Regions from separate parts of the Homo sapiens genome. Here regions 2, 3, 4 and 5 are each linked to region 1. Evidence: chromatin contacts called from ENCODE Hi-C or POLR2A ChIA-PET data. All regions are on one chromosome and are shown on one strand. Each heading gives the region's core, a stretch centred on a gene start or an enhancer-like site at or near the end of the contact. The rest is flanking DNA. Distances are from core to core; before and after follow the strand shown. Region 1 holds the start of GTF2H4 (general transcription factor IIH subunit 4). Region 2 holds the start of HCG17 (HLA complex group 17). Region 3 holds the start of PPP1R11 (protein phosphatase 1 regulatory inhibitor subunit 11). Region 4 holds the start of NFKBIL1 (NFKB inhibitor like 1). Region 5 holds the start of TRIM26 (tripartite motif containing 26).

Region 1 (2,700 bases), core at 1-2,500:
CTTAGCCAAGGATGGGAGCTCCCTGTACAGGAACAGAGGTCAAAGGTTAGTATCAGAAGCTGCATTGTATCTGCATCTCTGCCCTCAATTACCTCTCAAACATCTCATCTCACTCCAGCACAACTTTACCAGTCCTGCTGTTTTGGCCTCCACACTTTAGAGCAATTTCCAACCCTTGCCCCCAGTCCCCACCCCGACTCCAGGCTGCTACACTTTTACCTATGATATTTTATTCCACTCCGCAGACCCCATTACATTTCCCTGCCATGAAGGGGCTTCTCACCTGAAGACAGCCAGACATGTGGCAGGGTGCCCATACAATCGGTCCAATACCCCAGGGCTCAGGCCCCCTAAGAATTCCTGCAGATTCCTGCATTGTAGGTGTACTCGGTTCAGTCCCCTTGAAGGGGTGCTCTCCATCACCTGAGGAATGCAAACGTCAGAAGTGCAACCTCACCATCCATGCCAGTGTCACCCCTGACCTTTCTAACTGATTCCAGATCCATCAGTCCCCACAATAACCCCACCTTTTCTGTGGTCTCCTTTCCCATGTCACTCATCTCCTCTGGTTTCTCCCAAACCTGACCAATCTCCCTCCCTTTCTTGCCTCCTCACCCTATTTCTGCCCTTCAACTCCAGTCTTCCCTCAATTACCAAGTGACAGAATTGTTAACTGTCCAGTGTTTGCAAGATCATTTTGTATTTCAATGACTTGTCTCATCTTTGGCTAAACAGGGACAAAGAAAATTGAGCCCACACCTCTCTCTTCCATCCCATCCTGGTCAGACCAGTCTACAAGCTCCAAATCTGCCCGTCCTTCCTATCTTCTATCTCTTAGCCCACTTCTGCTAAGTACGGCGGTAACCTCTCCCCTCCATGCTTCCCAAATCTAAAGCCACCTCTTTTCCCTTCCCAAGTCTACTTCACGTCATTCACCCTGACCCACGCCTTCCGATCTCCTAGCTTCTCCCTGCCTTCCTCTCACTCTTCGCCTCCCACTCACCTCTCTCTCTCTCATACCTCTGCCACTCCCGCCCTCCTAGGTCCCCTCACCACTCTGTCGATCCTCCTCGCGCACCCCGAGTCTCGGGCCGTCGCTTAATCGGAGCCAAAGTCTCGCATTGGCTCCTGGAGATTGAGGGAAAGATGGTGAAAAAATGCGAGGAAAAGATGGGGAAAGCAAAGAAAGATTTCACAGGCAAGAGCCCAGAATGGAGAATTCAGAAGAGAAGGGAGGTAAGGGGAGGAGTGGAAAAGTGAAGAGGATGAGAATAGACGCTGCACTCTCCGGGCGCGGGGGATGCTGGGAATTGGAGTCTTGCCTTTGCTCTCCTTAGAGCCGGCTGAAGCGCGTCTGACTACAAATCCCGAAAGGCACCGTGGGGAAGCCGAAAGGAGAGGAGCTGGCTTTTAATTGAGCGAGGGGAGACACCAGAAGCTGGACCAGTTGGTTCCGCGAAGGCAGAACCAACTCCGCCCACGCTGCTAACGGCGCGTGTAACCGGCTGGAGCGGGAGGCGGGTCCGGGAAAGTAGAAGTGCCTGGAGGGCTTCCTTGCGGAGGCGCGCTCTGGCGACTTGGTGGTGAGCCGAGTGAGCACAATTACTCCCCATAAAATTGGGATAATACACACTCCAGGCCGGGCGCGGTGACTCACGCCTGTAATCCTAGCACTTTGGGAGGCCGAGGCGGCGAATCACCCGAGGTCAGGAGTTCGAGACCATCCTGGCCAACATGGTGAAACCCCCGTCTTTACTAAAAATACAAAAATTAGCCGGGCGTGGTGGTGGGCACCTGTAATCCCAGCTACTCTGGAGGCTGAGGCAGGTGAATCGCTTGAACCCTGGAGGCGGAGTTGCAGTGAGCCAGGACCATGCCATTACACGCCAGCCTGGGCGACAAGAGTGAAACTCCGTCTCAAAAAAAAAGAAAAGGAAAGAAAAGAAAGAAAGCGTACACACTCTGGGCGGTTTCCACGAGTTAACGATTAACACGATCCAGTGCACCTTACTTGACCCTAAGTACTCAGTAAATCTTAATTTCTGCCTCCACCACTCCTCAAACCGTTTACTTAGAAGACCCAGATAAATACAGTTTTTAAGACACCAACTATTTGCTCTGATTTGATTTATGAACCTACTACAAAAGTGGAGGTCTTCACCCAAACCCAGAACTACACGTTTCCCCAAATTCCTATATGCAAATTTTGTTATTCCCACCTTATAGACTGGAAGACTGGAGCCCGGCAAGATTAAGAAATTTGCCTGCAGCCTGGCGAGGTGGCTCAGAGCTGTGACCCCCAGCTACTTGGGAGGCTGAGGCAGGAGGATCGCTTGAGACTAGGAGTTTGAGGCTACAGTGAGCTATGATCGCACCAGCCTGGGTGACAGAGGGAGACCCCCATTTCTCTCTCTCTTTTTTTTTTTTTTTTGAAACGGAGTCTCTCACTCTGTCACCCAGGCTGGAGTGCAGTTGCATGATCTCAGCTCACGGCAACCTCAGCCTCCCGGGTTCAAGCGATTCTCTTACCTCAGCCTCCCAAGTAGCTGGGACTACAGGTGTGTGCCACCACGCCCGGCTAATTCTGGTATTTTTAGTAGAGATAGGGTTTCAACATGTTGGCCAGGCTAGTCTCAAACTCCTGACCTCAGGTGACCCACCTGCCTCAGCTTCCCAAAGTGTTGGGATTACAGGCATGAG
Region 2 (2,700 bases), core at 166-2,665, 580 kb after region 1:
AGTCCTTCCTCTTCCTCTACTCCTTGTGTCTCAGCTGAAGGGCAAACTTCAGGGACAATCTCATTTTGTTTCTACCACTGTTCAGGGTCCCACCTTGCGACCCTCTCCTGAGAGGTTGTCCACAACTCTGTCCCACCCCCGTTCTCCATCTTCTTCCGCCAGATCTGGGGCTGGGGCATTGGAGAGGGGAAAGAGGAAACGTCGTGGCTGGCAGGGTAGGAAGGGATGCGTGTCCAGGTGAGAAAGAGGTGTGACGTGCAGATGGGATGCCCGCCGCTATGACGCTGCCGAGACCCGCGGTGACTGCGTCAGAGTTTCACCCGGGGAGGTGAGCAGCAGCGGGACGGGGGAACGGCGGGGTAGCCAAGCAACGCCGGACGCGCTGACGTCGCCGGGGCGGCAAAACGTCCGCCCGGGCCCGAGGCGGGCGGAGGCAGCTGTGGTTACGTGCGGGGGGCCGGTGACGCAGTCGCGGGGCGCTGGGACGCGGCTTGCGGAGCCGGCCGGCGAGCGCAGGCCCCAGGCTCGGGCGCGGCGGCGGGACAGCACCTACCTTCCCGGCTTCGGGTCCGGGAGTGCGGGGCGCGGAGCCGCCGGAGCGCTGCCTCCCTCCTTCCTCCTCCCCTCGCCCCCGCCCCGCGGCGCGACACACAATACTCGCCGGAAGCGGAAGCCGCGCCGAGGCTCGTGTCAGTGGAAGCTGGGGTGTCGGCGGGCGGCCGCGGCCGGGTCTAGCGGTGCCTGCGGAAGAAGGAGGAGGAGGGCTGGCGATGAGAAGCAGCAGGGGGAATCAAGGGCAAGAAGGGACCCAGAGGGGCAGGTGGCTGAGATGCTGGCGTCCAGGTGACCCGAGGAATCCTCTGGAGATACAGGCCCGCGCATGCGCGTGCTCGAGCGCTGAAGCCCATTGCCCGCAGGGCGCTGGACTGGCGCCCCGGCCGGCGAGGCTGTCTAGTCCAGGCTCCAGGCCCCGGCTCTGGCCAGGCGCCGCCGCCTCCCGGTGCAGCTGAAAGTCGACGAAGAGGGCGGGGCGGGGGCGGCTTGTGGACTTCCACACTTTTCCTCTCTTCGGGCCAGTCTGGGGAGAGGGTGGCTAGCTGTGGCGGCGGCCAATTACGTGGCGGACCTGCGGGGCTAAGCTGGCACGTCACTTCCGACTAGTGGAGTTTTTAGCCTTTTAACATTCAAGGATTAGGTAAGTTCTCCCCGCGGTAGACTTCAAATACTCTTTGTCCTGCCCCTGCTTGGCGAAATTTACCGAAATTATCTACCTATCCCGCTGGAGTGGGAGCCGGGGGAGAGCTGGAACCGCGTCTCTGCTGCTCACCTTTGTGTCCTTAGCTCCTTCGCATGGGGTCCGACCGCAACACGTGCGCTGGATAAACGCTTGTTAACTGGGTGAGAGCCAAGGCCTGTTCTTTCCACTTCTGGGGCTGTGACTTGAGTTTCTCCGCAGGAGCAGATAGTGTTTGTGTAGGGACTGCGGACTTTTGCATTACAGCCTCCCTGCTTTGCCCGCCTGCTGCTGGAAGCTTAGCAGGTCAGTGATTTTGGAGGAAGTGGGTGAGGTGATGAGGCTGGGGAAGAGTATGCTGGGAGAGGTGTGAGGGGCCCGGGAAGAGGTGATGGGGCTGGGGAGGGGCTAGTAGTGGGTAGAGGTGTGAAAAGGCTGAGGAGGAGGGGTTAGTGCTAGGAGGGGTGTGACACGGCTGGTAGAAAAGATAGCTTGCTCCGCCTCCCCGCCGCCAGCACTAGTCATGGAGAATATTCATTGAAAGAGATGAGCAGATTTTGCTGTACTCTCCTCGGTGAGAAAGGGCCCTAATTTCCGGTGTAAATTGTGCTGCTGTTTACAAACACCCTGCATTATTTAACCTCTCATCTTGGGAGCCAGAAACTATTTACTTGCTGAAAATATAATCCAGTATCTAAGGTATAAAGATTTGGGATCACACATGCTAATTACAGTTGTCTACCTTTACTGTTCCTTTTTTTGTGCCAAGAATTGAAGAAGATTAAATTTGAGAAAATTACATTTGATACCTTTTTTCACATTGCTATGTAGCCGTTAGGGATTTTAGCAGCAGCACTTGTTCTAATTCACAAGATGTCTCACTTGTAAGGGTAGTTTGAAAGCCACTAACTGGGCAGTGAGCCTCCTTAGCCGTGGCTTCGGAGGGAGAGAGAGATTTGGTTTTGATTTGTTAATTTGTGGCGCTTAAGATGTTGATAGCCCTCCTTTCTGGCTTTCTGTTTGTAGATAACCAGGAGGAATGTGATTAGACTAAGGAAATTAACAAGAGGAGGTCCAGTTCTAAGGACTGTGAAGAATGTGCTTGCCTAGAGACTGATATTAAGGGGATTTTATGCTGAATATGGAAGGAAAAAAGGGAGACTGTCTAGGTAAAACTATAAAATTATGAAGCGCAAGTAGTATGACATATAACAGGGCTTGGCAAATCTTTGCTGTAGAGAGCCAGAGAGGACATCTTTTTGGCCTTGTGGTCCATACTCAGCTTTCTCCTTGCAGTATGAAAACATCATTAGACAGTACTAAATGAAGGCTGGGCGCGGTGGCTCACGCCTGTAATCCTATCACTTTGGGAGGCCGAGGCGGGTGGATCACCTGAGGTCAGGAGTTTGAGACCAGCCTGGCCAACATAGCGAAACCCTGTCTCTACTTTTTAGTAGAGACAAAAA
Region 3 (2,700 bases), core at 96-2,595, 840 kb after region 1:
CTTTCCCACTCCCTCCCAGGGAACCTCCTCTCTTTTCTTCTTTAGCTCAATCAGTACCATAGGCATAGCACCAGAGGAGCTGACAGAAGATAAAACAGAACAGGTCTTTTACCTCAGATAGTCCCTTGAGGAATAAGTATTATTTCCTGTTCTTATACCACCAGTATAAGAGAAGACACAATTCCTAACCTAGGAAAGGTCCCAGCAACTCTTCAAAGGAAAATATAATCCTTGCTGTTTCTCCGTCTTCCTCCCCAAATCATCCTTGGTAGTATTAATACATGAAAATTATTTTTCAGTCCCCAGCACCTAATCTTTGATCTCCCTTCCTTTTTCCAGATCCCCTATTCTTTTTCTCTTAAAAAAACAAACAAAACCTCTCTCATTCTCAAGCTCCAGCCCTCCCTACCTCTTATCCACCTATTCTCTGGCATCCTGGCATCTCTAGTAGCAAGTATTACTAATCTATTAATTACTAAACTTCCTTTAATCCAAGAGTATTAAGCCCAATGCAACCTTCTCCCTTTGAAGGCAACTTAACATGTTTTTGGATAAATACTTCTTGTTTCTCCATTTACATCTTTGCTCTCTGATTTCTCAAAATACCTCTTTTCATCTCCTTTTCTTGTTTCCTCATTCCTGCCACTTCCTTTTACATTCATCCATTCAATAAATATTTATTCGAATATCAATATTGATAATATTGATAAGTTGGCCTCCAACCATGCTTTCTTACACTACCTTTGATTTCCTCCCAACATCTTCCTGGCTCCTTAATCCTCAATTTCCCTTTCGTTTATTACTTACACACATAACCACCCCAAGCAGCAACACCTATATCCTAACTGTACCTCCCTATTACAAGTTCCTTGACCTGCCTCCTGCACCATCTCTGCCACTCCAAATAGCTCCAATACCTTCCGATTCTCCCAGCCCTAGATATTCAACCCCACACCTCCCATATCCCTAGGCCTAGCTCCTCCAACAACTCTTCTAATCCCTGTCCCCTCCCTCCCAGTATCTCCCAGACCCCTAAACAGCACCGCCCCCCCGCCTTTCTCACGGGCTCGGTTGTCACGGTAACCGTTGTCTCAGTGACGGTCTCGCTCAGCCCAGCCCCTGCCTCGGCCATGGCTAAGGCTCAGGACAGGGAGGAGAGGAGGAAGGGGGATGAGACACCCTTCCCTTTTTCTGTCGCTGAGGTCTAAGAGAAGCGGTATCGGATTCAGAGTGGTAGCCAGGATCCTCCACCTTCTTTATTCCCCCTCCTCCTGGGCCTCCGCTTCTCCACCCCTGGGGATAACCTGGCTAACCCCACTTCCGGCTCGCCGCTTCCGGGTGTGACGCATACTGCAGTCCCCCTTTTTCCCTTCCACGGCACCAAATGCGTCAAAGCGCAGGCGTCGCTGGATTAGTTCCGCCGTAACGTGACAGCGCGCAGGCGCTGAAAGAAAGAGAAACAAATTTGGCGGAAGGGGTGTCACTGCGGGTGTGGGTGGAGGAGGGAGAGTCTGGGGCAGCACGCGTACTCACAGCCTAGAGGAAGCAGGAGGGGCGCCCAGATGGGTATTGCCGGGCCAGACGCTGCAGAGTGGGTGTGGCGAGGGCGGAGTTGTGTGCACCAAGCTGAGTCCTGCTGCAGATTTCCGTTTGCCTTGTCTGGGTAGGTGGACCGGCGAGGAAGCTTAAGGAGCAATAGTAATGACCCTACCGTGGCCTATTTCCCTTTCCTTGTTTGGTCTGGGTTTCTCTAAAGAAAACGGGAAGTGGGAGCAGTTGGAAACACACTTAAGAGTCAAGCGATGTGGTTCTACCCCTCGCCCTGTGCCTGTAGGTGTTTGAGCAGTTCAGTTTAGTGCACGTTCAACGTCAGTTTTTTTCAGTCACTGTGCTACGCCTTGAAGATGGAGGCGCGTAAGACGCTCAGACCCTGCCTTTTAGCTCTAGTAGGAAAGACAGGCATGCTGAAAACTAACAAAAATATGAAACACTGGGGCATTAACAAATGCCATGTCTGATTTGTAAATCTGAATGTAGTTACATACTGCCAACATATTCGTTCTCTCTGGGGTGATGAGTAGGATGAAGCAGAGAAATGGTCGTAAATTACAGTATAGGCTATTTTATAAAAATATATGCACGTTTCTTAGAGAGCAAAAGAAAGTGGTAAAACAAGAACCAGGAAGGCCGACAAGTAGGTTTTTTTAGAAGAGCAGCTTAAAAAGTTGTAGATGTGTGCACTACAGGAAATGGAGTTTTGTACCGCTTGGATCTGAGGGAGTGCCAGATGAAGCTTGACAGGTAGGCAGTGGTTATATGGAAGAACCTGTATGCTTTGCTAAGAAATTAAGCTTAATCCAATCACTGTTATGGGCCAGAGAAAGGCTTAAAGTAGGGTAGAAACATGAACAGGTTTGTTTCAGATTTCAGGAGTGGGTCAGGAAAGTCAACTGCCAGAACAGTTCAAACGTACAGTGGGGAAGACTGCCCTGCCCATTCTCCAGGTTGCTGTGGGGGTCAAACAAGATAGCTATGTTTGAGAGCTCTGAATATATATAAAGGGCCACACAATTATATGATAATTATTACAGTAACCCCTTGATCACTATTTGAGCCAAGGAATGCGGGACCTGAGTATGCATTTGTTCCCCTTGAAAGTTTTTAGTTCAAACAGAAAAAAGCAAGATATAGTTCAGCATG
Region 4 (2,700 bases), core at 122-2,621, 640 kb before region 1:
ATGCCCTGTTTCCTCAGCTGGGAAATGGGGGATAATATCAGTACTCACCTCCTAAGATTGTTGTGAGGATTAAATGTGTTACTTTATAAGAAATGTCTGGCACATAGCAAAGGTTGTTATTATTTTAATTTTTACACATGGGCAAACTAAGCCTCAAGTAACCTGTCCAAGAATACGTAGCTATGAAGTGTGGAGCTGGGATTTGGAGCTGGGGTTTGAATCCAGGCAATCTAACTCCAGAGCCTACCTTCTATGCTACTTTTTGGCTACGAGCAAACAATCTGTCAAGAAACAAAGTAGCTACTAATCTAAACAGATGTGAAATTTGAAGACCAGTTGATCTTTGGGGAATGTTGGGTTCTTCAGACAATGGTAGCTCAGTAATGTAAAGGGACAAATGACAGCCACATGCCAACTTGGTTAACTCCTTCCCTAGGTCCTGATGACCAAATAACCAGCTTATTTCTCAACTATTGGTTGGCTTTCATTTCAGGTCTGGTCAGCTGCTTATGACCTTGTTCCCCACTGAGCAGACTCACCATCTGGGCCCTGGCGGGCAGCAGCATGCAGTGCCGTGTCCCCATGGCGGTCCTGGTGGGCAGGGTCAGCCCCGAGCCGAAGCAGCAGGCACAGGGCAGGGGCATCGTGGCGGGCACAGGCCCGGTGCAGTGGTGGGGGCTGCCCAGCATCTACATCGAGGCCTGGGTGTCGCTGGAGGAGGGCCTGGGCCCGGACCAGCCGTCCTGCAGACAAGTAACGACGAAAGCGACGTTCTCGGCGTTGGCGGCGGGAAGTGGAGGCCATGGAACTCTTGGGCTGGGGAAGGAAAAAAGGCAGCAGTCAGGACTTCAGCCTTGGCTGGTCCTTCTCCCTCCATCTCTGACATCCCCTGTTGTTTCTCCCTTTGGTTCCGTCTTTTTTTAATATCTTCAGCAAGAGATGAGGCCTAACCTAACCCTGATCCTTTATCAGATGATAGATTTGAAAAAAAATTTTTTTTGAGGGGGGTGATAGGATCAGAGGTTTAATTTTTTTAATGTAAAATTCGAGAAAAGGGTAAATAATTGGTTTAAGGCTCAGGAGCCCAGGTAAATTTTTAATTTTTAACAAAGAACTTTAAAAAAACCCAACAGGGCCGGATGGGGAAAATTTTTATCAGCAGAAATCTGAGTTTTAAAAAGTCACAGATAATCTCCAATAATGATCTAGAAATTGAATATCATGTACCCGGCAGACAGATGTGGAGGCTTCTTCCTCTGGAACCTGGGGGGAGGGGTTACTCATCAGACCTGCCCCCGCCCCCCCAAGTACCCCCAGAGCCGTAGGCCCAAGGCCTGTGTTTAAGAAGCTCGGAGACGGGAGGCGGGAAGGGCGGAGACACTCCAGGCTGGAGGAAATGGCGCAAGCAGAGACGCAGGTGGAGGACGGAAGTGAACTGTGAGGGGCGTTACCGGATGTCGTTCCGCCCCGACCGGGTAGTTCTTGGCCAGATCTCCCAGGGGAAACTAGGGAACTTAAATTAAAGGGGCCGTCTGAAACCAGAAGACTGGACTGGAGGCGAGGAAAAGGAGGCGAGGGGAGGGGAGGGAGAAAAGAGAGTTATTTGGAGGTTTTTTCCCGCCTCCTCTAACTTGGCAGAGAGAGGAGATGGTTCAGTGATGGACGAAAAGATGAGAAGACAGAGAAAATAGAGGAGATAAAGACAGGATAAAAATCACATTAAACATGGAAAACAAAAACAAAAACCACAGTGGGACAACAACAGGGACAGATCAAAAAAAAAGAAAAAATACAGACAAAAGACGGAAGAAGACTATCGTAGGATGGGGCAAGTGAGATGCAAAAATTTGGACTTGAGAAATATGTAGAAAAAGATGGAGATGTTAACAACGGGAGGCAGGGGAGGGGGCGGGATGGTGGAGAGAGAGAGAAAGGTAGAGAGTTAGTTTAGAATTAAGCCCAGAATGCTCTTTTCCCAACACAGGTTGCATGATGACATCCTTACCTTTTCACCGCATTCACAACCCTTTATGCTTCCTCTGTTACCACCAATCAAGTTCTCCTTCTCTCACCTCAGTACTCCCCCGTCTCCGCCCCTGCCTCATCCCTAGACCTTTCCGACTGGGATGGCTAACCTGTTGTAAGCCCGCAGCTTTGGGCCTGGTCTCTGCTGCTCCCAGGCGGCCCCTTTGGGTACTGCCTGAGCAAGAAGTGCTGGAGAGGAGGACCAGTCATCAATAGGAGGATGAGATTGGGAGAGACACTCGGTGCAGGAGGCTGAGTGAGCAGGGGAGCACTAAGACCCAGGGGTAGTGGAGGACTGCAGCAACGAGCTGGAGGAGGAGAAGTAAGCGGTGGGGGGTGGGAGCCATCTGGTACTTTGACAGCATTCAAAACAGCATCGGCCATAACAACAGAAATGGCCAGTCAGTCCCAAGGTATCCAGCAGCTTCTGCAAGCTGAGAAGCGGGCAGCTGAGAAGGTGGCAGATGCCAGAAAGAGTGAGTCTCCTCTTTCCTCCCTTAGGAGTTTGGAAAGAAAATTGGGGGTGGGGGACAGCAAACATTTTGGGAAAACCCAAGGCTGGCGGGAAGACAGACAGCTAGGGTCTGGAGGCTGGTTAGGAGGGAAGAAATGGATGGATATTAGAATCTGGCACCTGGTTGGCTGAGAGAAGGCTGTATAACTTTCTGGAAGGGA
Region 5 (2,700 bases), core at 45-2,544, 690 kb after region 1:
GACAAAATGCTGGGCTGGGGTAGAAGGGAAGGACGCGGGTGTTAAATGTGGGCGTGGTTTCTTCTGAATGTCCCACCCACTCCACTATACATTGCTTAAATGCAGTGCAAATTTCCCTACCCCCAGCGGAGGAGGGGTGAAGATTCAGCAGGTTTTAGGGTCTAGGACCCTGAGCTCCTCCATTCATGAATACCCAAACAACTGTAGCCCACCCTCTCACCACTGCCTAGGCGGACGACCAGTGTCCCCAGCTAGATCTCTACCCTTAGGAGCAGGGCACTGGCTGACCCGGAGAACCTGCGCCGCCTCTTCTCAGCCTGCTGCCAGCCCAGTGCACGAGCTGAATGCCGCTGCCGCCTGGCTGGCCGGGAAAGACGGGGATCTTGACGCGGCGGCGCCTGGGACACGGCAACCGCAGCACAGGGCATGGCCCTGCGGCTGGACCGGACGCGGCGGCTGCAGGCAGAGCAGGAAGAGAGCGCAGGCTGGGCAGCGGCGTACGCTTCGGCGACGTCAGCTTCCGGGGCCGTGGACGGGGGCGCGCCCGAGCCTCCTGGAAACCTCCCCACCAAGGACCTGGGGAACCCAAGTCTCGGCCCGCTTTGTAGCCTCTGGTTTCTAAATTCAGCGTCGAGGAGCGAAAACAACCCCCCTGAACTGGGCCCAGACCCTTAAGCTCCTGGAACCTCAGTTTTTCCTTCCGTCGAATGGCGACAATGGCTGTCTGGTTGAACGTTATTTTACCTAGGAAGTAATAATTTTCGTAAATAGGTCTCTGAGAGTATTTGCTTGCTAAAATCCTGCTTTGTCCTGGAAGCAAATTTAGGCCACGTTAGGGGCGGGGACTTCGTATTTGATGTTGAGCACCTGGCGAGCGCCACCTTCGCCTCAAAGCGCCCTCGGACCCTGATCCAGCATAAGGCCAGAGTTGGGCAGTGAGGGGTCTCGAGAGGTGGAAAGGGGATTATTGCCCTCTCAAGAGTCCTACGTAGGTGACTCCTAAGCCTTAGCATTTACTCCCTTAGACCGTGTAACAGGCCACCCCAATTACGCGCCAAACTCAGGCTGCGGCTCTTGGCGCAGCCTCGGTCCCGCCTGATTTCAGTTTCCATTTCGCTGCCCCTGGTGCCCCACCGCCCGCGGCTGTCTGGGGATTTGCCCGGTGATCAGTGACGTAAAAGAGACTAAGGTTCCCATTGGATGGCGAAGTTCGGCAGGAGCCAATCCCGGGGCTGGTCCGGGAGAAATCTCGGCGAAGGGCCCCGAATAGCCGGGAGATTACGGGGCGGGGACGAGCTGTCGCGCTGGTTGCTCGTGCAGGAGCGGGACCCGGAACAGACCGCCGTGAGAGAGGAGGGGTGCCGGCCGGGATTCGCGGCCCGGAGCTCGGGACCGGTGAGTAGGGGGTGCACATGAGACATACAGCGAAGCAACAGTCTCGTACGCTCACCGGGTTTGGGGCGACCCAACGCAGCCGCCGGGCCCGGGTTCAAAACGGGGCCAGGCCCCCGGGCGGGCTCAGGAGGGGGTCAAGTTCGCTGCGTCCTCCCTGCCAGCCAGATCCCTCCTGTTTGCTTGTCCTTACATTCTCCCCCTCCTCTTGGGTCTTTCTCGCTTTCTGGTATCCTACTCAGACTCCCATCCATTCTAGTCTGCGGAACCAGAAGTAAGCGGGGCCTGGATGACCGTCCGGTTGCTTGGAGCCTGGTAGATAGGCGACTAATCCAGCTCCCTGACCAAAGTGTCATGCTTTCTTTCTCTTTCTTTTTTTTTTTTTTTTTTTTGTTCGGAGTAAACCGGTTTAGCCACAAATACTTGGAGCTGTGCTTTCACTCCTTCCAGCTCATTAGCATTTTTCTTACTGATTTTCTCCCTATTTGGCCTTAGAAAAAAAGTGTAAATTTAACTCTGTGGAGTAAATGGGAGGGACACACTTCCAAATCTCCAGTAGATTTCAAATTTTGACCCACGATTTGTGTGTACTTCAAAAGAGGGGAGAATGACATTCGTTTATGCATGCCTTAACCTCCTGTTTTTAACTCTTAGCTGAAATCATAATCCCTAACATGTTTTTCCCCAAGTTCAAAAAAATCACCTTTAAAAAAAATAGGCTTTTTATGTTTCAAAAATTGCAATTTTATTGTTTAAGTAGACTTTATTTCTTACAACACTTTTAGATTTACAGAAGAATTGAGAAGATAGTACAAACTTCCCACATGCTCCAAACCGGATCCCCTGTTATTAACATCTTACCTCAGTGTGGTACATTTGTTGCAGTTAACCAATATCAATACATTATTATTGACCAAAGTCCATAGTGTGTTCAGATTTCCTTAGTTTTTACCTCAGTACTTTTTCTGTTTCATGATCCCATGGAGGTTACCACATTACATTTAGTTGTCATGTCTCCTTATGCTCCTCTTGGCTGTGGGAGTTTCTCAGACTTGTTTTGATGACCTTGACAGCATTGAAGAATACTGGTCGTGTATGTTGTAGGATGCCCCTCTATTGGAATTTGATGTTTTTCTCCTAAGACTGGGCTTATGGGTAACTGGGAGGAAGACCACAGAGGTAGATTGCCATTATCATCCCATCGTATCAAGGGCATGTACTAACATGATTTATGACTTAATATTGATTTGGGTGAGATAGTGTTTTTCAGGTTTCTCCACTGTACAGTTAGTCTCTTTTCCACTCTTT

What was found. Hi-C counts contacts between places; a loop is a spot of excess contacts on that map. ChIA-PET counts read pairs that join two places held with the same protein, here RNA polymerase II (POLR2A). Pooled maps may share reads with other maps.
Region 2: a map of CD4-positive, alpha-beta T cell shows a loop between it and region 1 (2.2-fold over the local background). The contact joins the promoter of HCG17 here to the promoter of GTF2H4 in region 1. A Hi-C loop is called at or near these places in 1 of 168 maps with a recorded cell type or tissue (CD4-positive, alpha-beta T cell), 3 of 37 single-sample maps with no recorded cell type and 9 of 50 pooled maps. POLR2A ChIA-PET finds 5 or more read pairs at or near these places in 1 of 52 experiments (CD8-positive, alpha-beta T cell).
Region 3: a map of CD8-positive, alpha-beta T cell shows a loop between it and region 1 (6-fold over the local background). The contact joins the promoter of PPP1R11 here to the promoter of GTF2H4 in region 1. A Hi-C loop is called at or near these places in 1 of 168 maps with a recorded cell type or tissue (CD8-positive, alpha-beta T cell), 1 of 37 single-sample maps with no recorded cell type and 7 of 50 pooled maps. POLR2A ChIA-PET finds 5 or more read pairs at or near these places in 1 of 52 experiments (activated naive CD4-positive, alpha-beta T cell).
Region 4: a pooled map shows a loop between it and region 1 (7-fold over the local background). The contact joins the promoter of NFKBIL1 here to the promoter of GTF2H4 in region 1. A Hi-C loop is called at or near these places in 4 of 50 pooled maps. POLR2A ChIA-PET finds 5 or more read pairs at or near these places in 2 of 52 experiments (Caco-2 and Panc1).
Region 5: a loop to region 1 is called in a pooled map, with 6 times the contacts of the local background. The contact joins the promoter of TRIM26 here to the promoter of GTF2H4 in region 1. A Hi-C loop is called at or near these places in 2 of 37 single-sample maps with no recorded cell type and 7 of 50 pooled maps. POLR2A ChIA-PET finds 5 or more read pairs at or near these places in 2 of 52 experiments (Caco-2 and activated CD4-positive, alpha-beta T cell).

Annotation. Positions count from the first base shown.
Region 1 is chr6:30,906,757-30,909,456 of GRCh38, reverse strand. GTF2H4 (general transcription factor IIH subunit 4) reads right to left here and starts at 1,250. Exons shown (of 14, transcript NM_001517.5): 1 at 1,054-1,250; 2 at 284-423; 3 at 1-22. The coding sequence starts at 420.
Region 2 is chr6:30,324,849-30,327,548 of GRCh38, reverse strand. It overlaps HCG17 (HLA complex group 17), which reads left to right and starts at 1,415. Exons shown (of 5, transcript NR_052012.1): 1 at 1,415-1,540. TRIM39 (tripartite motif containing 39) reads right to left here and starts at 622. Exons shown (of 8, transcript NM_001369521.2): 1 at 554-622. HCG18 (HLA complex group 18) reads left to right here and starts at 393. Exons shown (of 3, transcript NR_102327.1): 1 at 393-1,398. RefSeq lists an enhancer at 1,943-2,586.
Region 3 is chr6:30,065,843-30,068,542 of GRCh38, reverse strand. It overlaps PPP1R11 (protein phosphatase 1 regulatory inhibitor subunit 11), which reads right to left and starts at 1,345. Exons shown (of 3, transcript NM_021959.3): 1 at 1,064-1,345. The coding sequence starts at 1,132.
Region 4 is chr6:31,546,279-31,548,978 of GRCh38, reverse strand. It overlaps NFKBIL1 (NFKB inhibitor like 1), which reads right to left and starts at 1,371. Exons shown (of 4, transcript NM_005007.4): 1 at 1,228-1,371; 2 at 540-816. The coding sequence starts at 1,284. ATP6V1G2 (ATPase H+ transporting V1 subunit G2) reads left to right here and starts at 2,371. Exons shown (of 3, transcript NM_130463.4): 1 at 2,371-2,501. The coding sequence starts at 2,420. It overlaps ATP6V1G2-DDX39B (ATP6V1G2-DDX39B readthrough (NMD candidate)), which reads left to right and starts at 2,131. Exons shown (of 13, transcript NR_037853.1): 1 at 2,131-2,501. RefSeq lists an enhancer at 2,338-2,700.
Region 5 is chr6:30,212,000-30,214,699 of GRCh38, reverse strand. TRIM26 (tripartite motif containing 26) reads left to right here and starts at 1,294. Exons shown (of 10, transcript NM_003449.5): 1 at 1,294-1,395. RefSeq lists a silencer at 434-616 and an enhancer at 75-963.